Regions from separate parts of the Homo sapiens genome. Here all the other regions are linked to region 3. A link is a contact called in ENCODE Hi-C or POLR2A ChIA-PET data. All regions are on one chromosome and are shown on one strand. Each heading gives the region's core, a stretch centred on a gene start or an enhancer-like site at or near the end of the contact. The rest is flanking DNA. Distances are from core to core; before and after follow the strand shown.

Region 1 (2,700 bases), core at 133-2,632, 420 kb before region 3:
ATATGAGCATCTCACAGAGTAACTTTTTCTTTTAGCCAGCATAATTACTAGCTTTTCCCATGTGTGTACAGACATTTTTTTCCTTAGAAATTTTGGCCTTAAAAGTCAAATACAGGTTGTTTTACAGATGATCAATGGTCCTTCTAGAAGAAGTCCACAGAAGCTCTCAGATGCCCTCTAGACCAGCCTTTACTCACTCCTCTGTCAGCATCCTCCCTCCCAGCTCGCATTTTACCAAAGCTAGAAAAGACCCTCAAGGGCCTGGGTGCGTGGAATTATTAGAGACCAGATAAAAGACATGTAAGGAGTGCTGGTGTGGCAGATGCTGCGAAAAAAATGTGCCACAACCTCTGAGGGCAGGAAACTGAAAGACCTCGTGTGGTTTGGAGGCCTGAGGAAAGAGCCTCAGGAAGTGATGTTTGACCTGACATCTGAAGGCTAAATGGGAGACAGAGACAGGTGTGCAGTCAGGAGGAATCGCACATTGAAGGGAAGGGCTGAGACTCTGAGAATGGGGGTGGGAGGGAGAAAAGAAGAGGCTACAGGGGGCGACCAGGCCTGGTGGGCCAGGTGAAGGAATTTGGAGTTGATCCCAAGAGCAAGCGAAAGTCACTGGGGACAGGGAAGTCAAGAGTCACAGGATTCCATGTGGTTTTTGAAACTGGCTGCATGGAAGAGAACAGCGTGTGGGAGAAGTGTAGGAGAGGGAAAGGCAGGACTCATGATGGTTGAGATGAGACGGATGGAGACAGGCAGCTCTGACTTCTGCGGTTCTGACTTGTGAAACAGGATCAGGGATGGTGCCACTGACTAAAGAGGAAGAGAGGATTCCAGTAACAACTAAGCACTATTCTCTTTTAATCTCTGCAACAGCCCTACTCTGTGGGTTCTATTATTACCCCATTACATAGATGAGAAAACAGAGGTACGAAAGATTAAATTTGTCTAGAGTCTCCTGGTAAGTGTTCAGTAAATGTTTGCTACTACTGCCTCTGTTTACTCATGGAGTCATTCATTCATTCATTCATTCATTCATTCATGGATGGTATGCTGTATCTAAGATAATACATTGTTGAACAGAATAGATGTGAACTCTGCTCTTGAGAAAGACTGGTAGTGGGAGAAAAAGACAATAAACAAGCAGTTATCTTGCTTGGACAAGCTGGTCAGGGATGGTAGGACGGTCTAGGTTTCTTAGACTGGAATGTTACAATTCTAGCTCTTGCATAAATCTTGGATGGATATACAGAGGAAAAATACGTATTGACAAAGCCAAAAAAATGTTTCCCAGATGTTCTCTGAGGTTCCACAGGCATCCCCAATGAGTTAGATCAGAAGTAGGCCCTGTGCCGATTTTGTAGGTGGGAAGCTGAAGATGCAAGAAGAGAACAGCCGTGCAGCTGTGCTGAGGTCTCAAAGAGCAAGGGTTCCAGGTGCCGCCGCTCCTGCTGTCCAGCAGGTTCAGCTGCCTTTGGGCCCACCAAGGTAGGAAATGGCCCATATCTGACTGCCTCTGTACAGGTCAAATCACAGCTCCCTGTTCTCTACTATATATAGTAACGACCTTACATAAGAGTGCTATTAAAAAAGGACGACAGAGAGGAAAAGAGAATGCCAGCTGAATTTTTTCCACTAAAGCTCATTTTTAACAGATGTGTTTTCTCTGTTTCCACAATGACAGTGTACCAGGGGACTGTTCTCCAGGTCAGGAGGGAAGCAACCCAGGTACTTGTAGGACTGTAATTGGGTCCGTCTGTGCTGAGCACAACAATAAAATTACTTGTACTTCCCTTTTTATTTAATGTTACTCTCCTCATCAGTTCCCATTTTCCTGATATTTGTGGGAAGGAGGCCATGAAGAAGGATGAAAACACTGTAAAAATAATTTAAACTAAACTTTACAATATATTTGGGATAATGCTGAGAAGGAATGTTCTTTTTTTTTTTTTTTTTTTTGAGACGGAGTCTCACTCTGTTGCCAGGCTGGAGTGCAGTGGCGCGATCTTGGCTCACTGCAAGCTCCGCCTCCCGGGTTCAAGCGATTCTCCTGCCTCAGCCTCCAAAGTAGCTGGGATTACAGGCACATGCCATCACGCCCAGCTAATTTTTGTATTTTTAGTAGAGACAAGGTTTCACCATGTTGACCAGGATGGTCTCGATCTCTTGACCTCGTGATCCACCCGCCTCGGCCTCCCAGAGTGCTGGGATTACAGGTGTGAGCCACCTCGCCCAGCCTGAAAAGGAATGTTCTAAGTTCAGCAAAATGAGTGATTAACATGTAAGTGGTACGTCTATCTTAAATGCTTTAAATTATAATTCATGATTTTTTAATTAAGGCTTTCTTATTCCATCTGATCTCTTATACACTCTAGTACCCAGTGATACACAAATTTTGTTAATTTTGGTAAGTCAGTCTGTCTGTGCAGTGTGTGACCTTGACATTATGTAATATGAATGGGATGGCTACGTGTTCCCTTTTCCCCAGGACAGTCAATCTGCCAGTTGTCTAGAGTTCTATATAGTTCAGCCTTTGTCCCAGATTAAAGGGCCCACATTTGGACACTGAATTATTTACATGACCGTCCTGAATACTAATAGCTCACATTTATCAAAGGCATGCTTGAACATTGCTCAAAATACTTCACATGTACTACCACATTTCATCTTCACAGTCTAGGAGGGAAGTGCTATCATGACCCC
Region 2 (2,700 bases), core at 111-2,610, 490 kb after region 3:
GCTTTGTTTTCTCATCTGCAAAAAGGGCATACAGTGCCTATATCGGGGTTGTTACAAGGAATGTTATTATATGTAAAAATACACAGAACGGTCCTAGCACATAATATACAAATGCTGGCCATTACGGTTATAGTCTCTACAGACTCATCTTCATTTCTGTTATTGTATTTCTAGTTAAGCACATCACTCCACCAAAGCAGTTCTTCACTGCACCTTCAAAAAGAGAATTTTTTCAGCTGTGCCTTTACTCACACACTAGTTCAGCATCTCCATAGCCCTAACAACTAGGATTTAGAACAGCTGTCCCCTTCAGAGGCTACACTTCTTCTTTACCCTGGTCTTCCTAGAATGCATGACCCAATATGAAGGATGCCTATACCGATGGCCCTTTAACAGTTAGTTAAGCCCTCTAAGAATGTCTCACCCTGTCCGATTTATGACACTACCAGAGTAACTTTTCTAAAACTTTAGTTATCACAATGGCACTTCTTTCCTGATTCCCCTTATTGCTACTGTAGTGGTTACAGAACTTCCGAAATCGTAGTAAAGTATGAGAATGCACACACTCTCTCCTCCTCCCCTCTCAGTAGTGCTTTTATGATCAGGTCCCTCTTATTTTCCCATTTCCCTGGCTCCAGCCAAGCCGAACGCTCCGCTACGCCCAAACATCTCCTACAGTTTTATGTCTCAGAATCTTACTTCTCTGCCTTCAAAACCAATTTTCAAAGAGTTGTCTTAAAAGTCTTCTTTAACACCCCCTGGGACTTGTTAAATCCTCCTTCAGTGTTTCCATAGCACTTTCTACACACCAGCGTTATAATCCCAAACAAAAAAGTCACAGTAGAATGCATATTTGCTTGTGCCCCTCCTCCCCAGGCCGAGGGCTCAACAAGCAGCAGGAGCAAGCAGGTTGACCCCCAAATCCGCAGCGCCCCACAGAATGTCAGGTATGTAATCGGTTCCCAATCAATCTGGCTGGGCGAATGAACCATTGGTTGGCTTAATCCGTTTCCCCAGGAAATGCTCCAAGAGGAGCTGGGCAGAAGATGCAGAGGAGCTACTTTCCTGGTCCAACCCCCTGCAGAGCGCGAAACAGCGGCCCTGGGCAGGATCCCCGCAGCAAACCGCAGCCCCTGGACACACAGCAAGCTTAATAGTCACTGGATGAATGAAAAGCGCTGCCTCCTGGTGCCCTGGCTGTCACCCAAAGCGCCCCGCGTAGCCCGCACAGCCTTTCCGGCAGTACCTGCGGCCCCTCTCCGCCGGGCCTGCGCTTCCCGCCACCGCCGACCATTCTGCAGCTGCAGCGCCAGCAGAATTCCCCGATCCGCGGCCGCTTCCGAGCGCCGCCAACCGCTTCCGGGTTCAAAAGCCTCCAAGCCGAATTTCAGCGCCGCCCGGGCTCGCCAATTTAGGGGAAAGGCTCCGCCCATTCCCCGCCCCCTGAGACCTGGCACCGGACGCGTTGAGGCCCCGCCCACTCCCGTGCTGGGCGCGTGCAAGGAGCGTCTTCTGTCAGCGTAGTCTGCATCTAGGCTTTCTGGAGCATCTTCCAGGGTCGCTCCAGAGACCCCCCAGACTACTGAATCTGAATCCTTAGAGTGGTCCAACCTTCCTCTTCAGGTGTCTACTAGAGGCAAGGTTGGATGTATGCGGCTGTTCTCAATACAGCCCCTTCCTTGTTTTTTCTTCATTTATATTTACTTAAAATATTAATCCTTTTCTCCTTCTCCTCCATCCCTCTCCCTACCCTACTGTACGGTTATTGGCTTACACTAATTCATTCCCGATTGTCTCCAAGAAGGAAATAAATGTCTGTCGGTCTCTGTCTCTGTACCGTCGTCTTCTTGGTACAATTTGGACTGTTTTTCCTCTACACCGCTGATATGCAAAGTGTAGTCCCTGAACCAGCGGCCTCAGCATCCTGAGGGAATTTGTTAAAACGCCAAATCTCAGGCCTTACCCAGACTTACTGAATCAATATCTGCATCGCAACAAGATCCCCTGGTAATTCCTATGCACATAAAATTTGGAAGGCACAACTCTCAACTGATGTCCTTGGACCTCCTTCACATCCATCCTGGGAAGGTCTTATTCCTCATTCCTGAGATGAGTTCTCTATTTCCTCAATCTGGGTGTTCCTTTTTCTTGATTATATACCCTCATGTTGTGGAACATATCCGCCAATAGTTCCTTGAGAGAGGTTGCTGCCAGGTCTTTTTTCCCACAGAGTGTGCATGTCTGGAAATGTTTTTATTCTGGCTGAGCACAGTTCTAGGTTGAAAATAACTTTCACTCGGAATATTGGAGGGCTTGCTCCGCAATATTTTAGCTTCCAGAATTGTTAAGAAACTATGTCGTTATATTTCCTTCTCCTTCACAGGTCACTAAATTTCTTGATATGTAACCTGCTTTCCTTTCTGTTTTGTTTTGTCTCAAGAAGCTTTAGGATCTTTTCTCTGTTTCCAGTGTTTTTTGTTTTGTTTTGTTTTGTTTTGTTTTTTTTGAGACGGAGTCTCGCTCTGTTGCCCAGGCTGGAGTGCAGTGGTGCCACCTCAGCTCACTGCAAGCTCCACCTCCCGGGTTCACACCGTTCTCCTACCTCAGCCTCCGGAGTAGCTGGGACTACAGGCGCCCGCCACCACGCCCAGCTAATTTTTTTTTTTTTTGTATTTTTAGTAGAGACGGGGTTTCACCGTG
Region 3 (2,700 bases), core at 188-2,687:
GATATCTAGGGATTCACTGGGCAAACACAAGGCACAGAGTATTACATAATTCCCGCAGAAGGATTTATGAAGTGCAATAAGGAACATAATTTCTTAAGCTCTGAAAGTGGTATCAGCTGCCTTAATAAAGTCTTCAACTCATAGGAGAAGCTGACAGAGGCCATTGAAAGTTTCCTCTACCTGAAATTTACTTTTATATCCAACTAAATTCCCTTTTTTAAGCCACTTTAGCGTTTAAGAAACCATGCCTCATGTAATCGCTCGTGGTAAATGATCCCAATATTAAATACATATGTTTCTTCGCTGTTATTAAAAATAGAACTGTTTAATTTTGCCCAACCAAAAAGAGCTGAAGGTTGACAATTCTAAAAGACACAGATTTGCTTGAAAGCAGCTAAAACAGAAAAGCGCCCTTCAGGGCAGTAGTTGATAAACTCTGAAACACATTTCTGAACGGCCTGTCCTAATCCCATTCAGAAAAGCTGGCAAAATTATCACCAAAAGAATTCGACAATGGAAGGTTGGACTGGAAACTGTGGGCATATGAAAATGAGGCCATTCAGGAAAAAGCAAGCCACTTACTGCGCCGCTCTCCCCCCACCGCCAAAATAAATGTAAAAGTGAATGCCCAGGAGAACGGGAGTAAAAAGATTTGGCTGGGAGCATTAACAGCTGTTCTTGACAAAGCCGGAGCGGGGGAGCCCCAGGGCTGCACCCCCGCTCCCACGGCGCCAAGCACAGGTACTCCCAAGCCCGCAGGGAGGCGCGGCGGCCGCTCGCCGCAGACACACCCCGGGGCCAGGTGTCGGCGGCACCCGGCAGGAGCCGGTCGCGGCCTGGGGCTGCGGCCCGGCCGGTCCCGGCGTGGGGATCTCACCCTACAGCCTCCCTCATCTCCGCCTCCCTTTAGCTCAGGCCGGGGACACAAATCCCTCTACACGACTGCGGGAAGTTTTCAAGGACTTAAAAATAAATGCGCAGGCTTAAGTTGCGAAACTCAGCCCCACAGAGTGCCACGGGGAAGCAGCTTTCTAGCCCAGCCAAGATAAGGCGACAGTCCCCAGAGAGACCGCGCCATCCGGGAAGCAGGGGGTGCTGGGCTGCGCCCGGGGAGACCGCGGCACGGAGCCCTGGCAGCTTCCTGCCCGGAGAAGGCAGAGGCCGCGGGCTGCTCCGCTTCCGCAGGTCCTGATTCCCGGCCCACGGGGACCCGAGGGCGAGGGGAGAGAGAGACCGACCCAGGGCGGGGATGGGGGAATGTCGAGACCACCGCCTTCTCCGCGGCTAGGGGTCCGCCGACGCTGGGTCCCCGTCGACCCCGCGCCGGCCGCGCGCCCTACCTCGCGCCTCGGCTCCTCCTCTTTGTTCGCGGCCCCGCAGCGGCTGCGGCGGCTGATGCAGATGCGGCCCCACCGCGCTCGCCGCTCGCAGTGTCTCTGACGCCGCGGCGGCACCGGGAGACTCCTCTCTGCTGCCCCCCTCACGCGCGCACACACACCACGCCGCCGCCGCCGCCTCCCACTTTCCCAGCCAAGGAGGGCGGAGGAAGAGGAGGAGGAGGCCGGGACGCAGCCGGCGCCCGGGGCGCAAGGGGGCGGCCCCGCGCCACAGCGCCTTCCCCGGGAGCGGGCGCGGCACCTCTCGGAGCCACCCGCCGCCGCGCCGGCCTCCCGCGCTGAGGTGACCTGCGCCCAGTACCCCGCCGGAGCCCGGGGGCGGGATTGGGGCGGCGGCCTGAGGGGGCGCTGCAAGAGCCTAGAGGATGGGGAGCGGGGCCCCCAGGGGACTACGAGGGGAAGGCTCGGGGACGGACGCCTTCTCCCTGAGGAGAACGCGCCTGAAAAATGGAGCCACCGGACGGGAAGGCGGCGGGAGTGGAGGCTGGGGGAAGCAGGAAGAAGCCCCGGGACAGGGTCCCGCCGCCTCCTCCTCCCCCCGGCGGGGCTGGGAGCCCTGGACGGACCCTTCCTCCCCAGGCTGGGCGAGTCGCGGCGCGGGAGGGGCTGGGTCCGCGGAGGCGGCGGGAGCAGCCCTGGCGGGAACCGATCCCGCTGCGCTTTGCGTCTGGTTGCCCACCCCGGACACTTACTTGGTAGAGTCGGAGCGAAGTGTTGCCCCTTAGGGCCGAGAGCGGCGTGGTGAATCGATGGGGACAGTGCCGCGGCCACCTGTCCGCACCCAGCCATCAGTCACCCCAGGACCCAAACCGGAGCAAGCCTGGAGGACCGCTGACCCCAAAGCCCAAGACTAGGAAAACGGTAGTACGGACTTCCAACCCAGGCTCGGGGGCTCTGTTATCCCTGCCCTAAGTGGGGAGAATTGAGTCTGACCTCAGGTGGGCTGGCACCGCAAAGCACGCTGAGAGGCGCCTCTTTTATCTGAGCCTGGGTGGCTGCCATCATCGCAGTAATCTTTGTTTTGGTTGCCCCAAGCACACACCTGTAAACCGAAGTGGAGTTTTGAAAAACATCTTGTCCATAGGTTTTGAGGTTTTTCAGTCTCGATTTAGTGGAGAAGCAAGTTAAAATTTTGTCACTGATCTAAAGTTGACATTACTATATTTGCATTTACCATCAATTTACAAAAAGTTATCCCAAATACCCCTCCTCAAAGGTGGGCAGAAACTAGGTGGTTATAAGAAGAAAGGGTTACAACAGATGATGCAAGAAATCTCTGCCCAGCCACCAACTAGGTTTATGA

What was found. A loop is a pair of places that touch in the nucleus more often than their neighbours do. ChIA-PET counts read pairs that join two places held with the same protein, here RNA polymerase II (POLR2A). Pooled maps may share reads with other maps.
Region 1: a loop to region 3 is called in a map of ascending aorta, with 2.3 times the contacts of the local background. The contact joins the enhancer-like site here to the promoter of SH3RF1 in region 3. A Hi-C loop is called at or near these places in 1 of 168 maps with a recorded cell type or tissue (ascending aorta), 2 of 37 single-sample maps with no recorded cell type and 3 of 50 pooled maps. POLR2A ChIA-PET finds 5 or more read pairs at or near these places in 1 of 52 experiments (H1).
Region 2: a loop to region 3 is called in a pooled map, with 3 times the contacts of the local background. The contact joins the promoter of HPF1 here to the promoter of SH3RF1 in region 3. A Hi-C loop is called at or near these places in 1 of 37 single-sample maps with no recorded cell type and 5 of 50 pooled maps. POLR2A ChIA-PET finds 5 or more read pairs at or near these places in 3 of 52 experiments (GM10248, GM12878 and activated T-cell).

Annotation. Positions count from the first base shown.
Region 1 is chr4:168,853,154-168,855,853 of GRCh38, forward strand. The region is part of intron 10 of PALLD (palladin, cytoskeletal associated protein); the gene reads left to right. It overlaps LOC102723331 (a long non-coding RNA gene), which reads right to left. Exons shown (of 2, transcript XR_007058358.1): 2 at 1-2,700. Among named protein-coding and RNA genes, the nearest start is that of CBR4, 160 kb to the right of the region's middle. Within about 2 kb of position 1,383, at least 11 of the 41 ENCODE cell types and tissues checked have a DNase peak (open chromatin) inside an H3K27ac peak, as active enhancers do; they include ascending aorta, where a contact is called at or near this core.
Region 2 is chr4:169,756,584-169,759,283 of GRCh38, forward strand. HPF1 (histone PARylation factor 1) reads right to left here and starts at 1,361. Exons shown (of 8, transcript NM_017867.3): 1 at 1,247-1,361. The coding sequence starts at 1,294. LOC107986240 (a long non-coding RNA gene) reads left to right here and starts at 1,480. Exons shown (of 3, transcript XR_001741529.2): 1 at 1,480-1,641. RefSeq lists an enhancer at 1,209-1,278.
Region 3 is chr4:169,269,519-169,272,218 of GRCh38, forward strand. It overlaps SH3RF1 (SH3 domain containing ring finger 1), which reads right to left and starts at 1,438. Exons shown (of 12, transcript NM_020870.4): 1 at 1,341-1,438. RefSeq lists silencers at 659-878, 1,119-1,878, 1,919-2,068.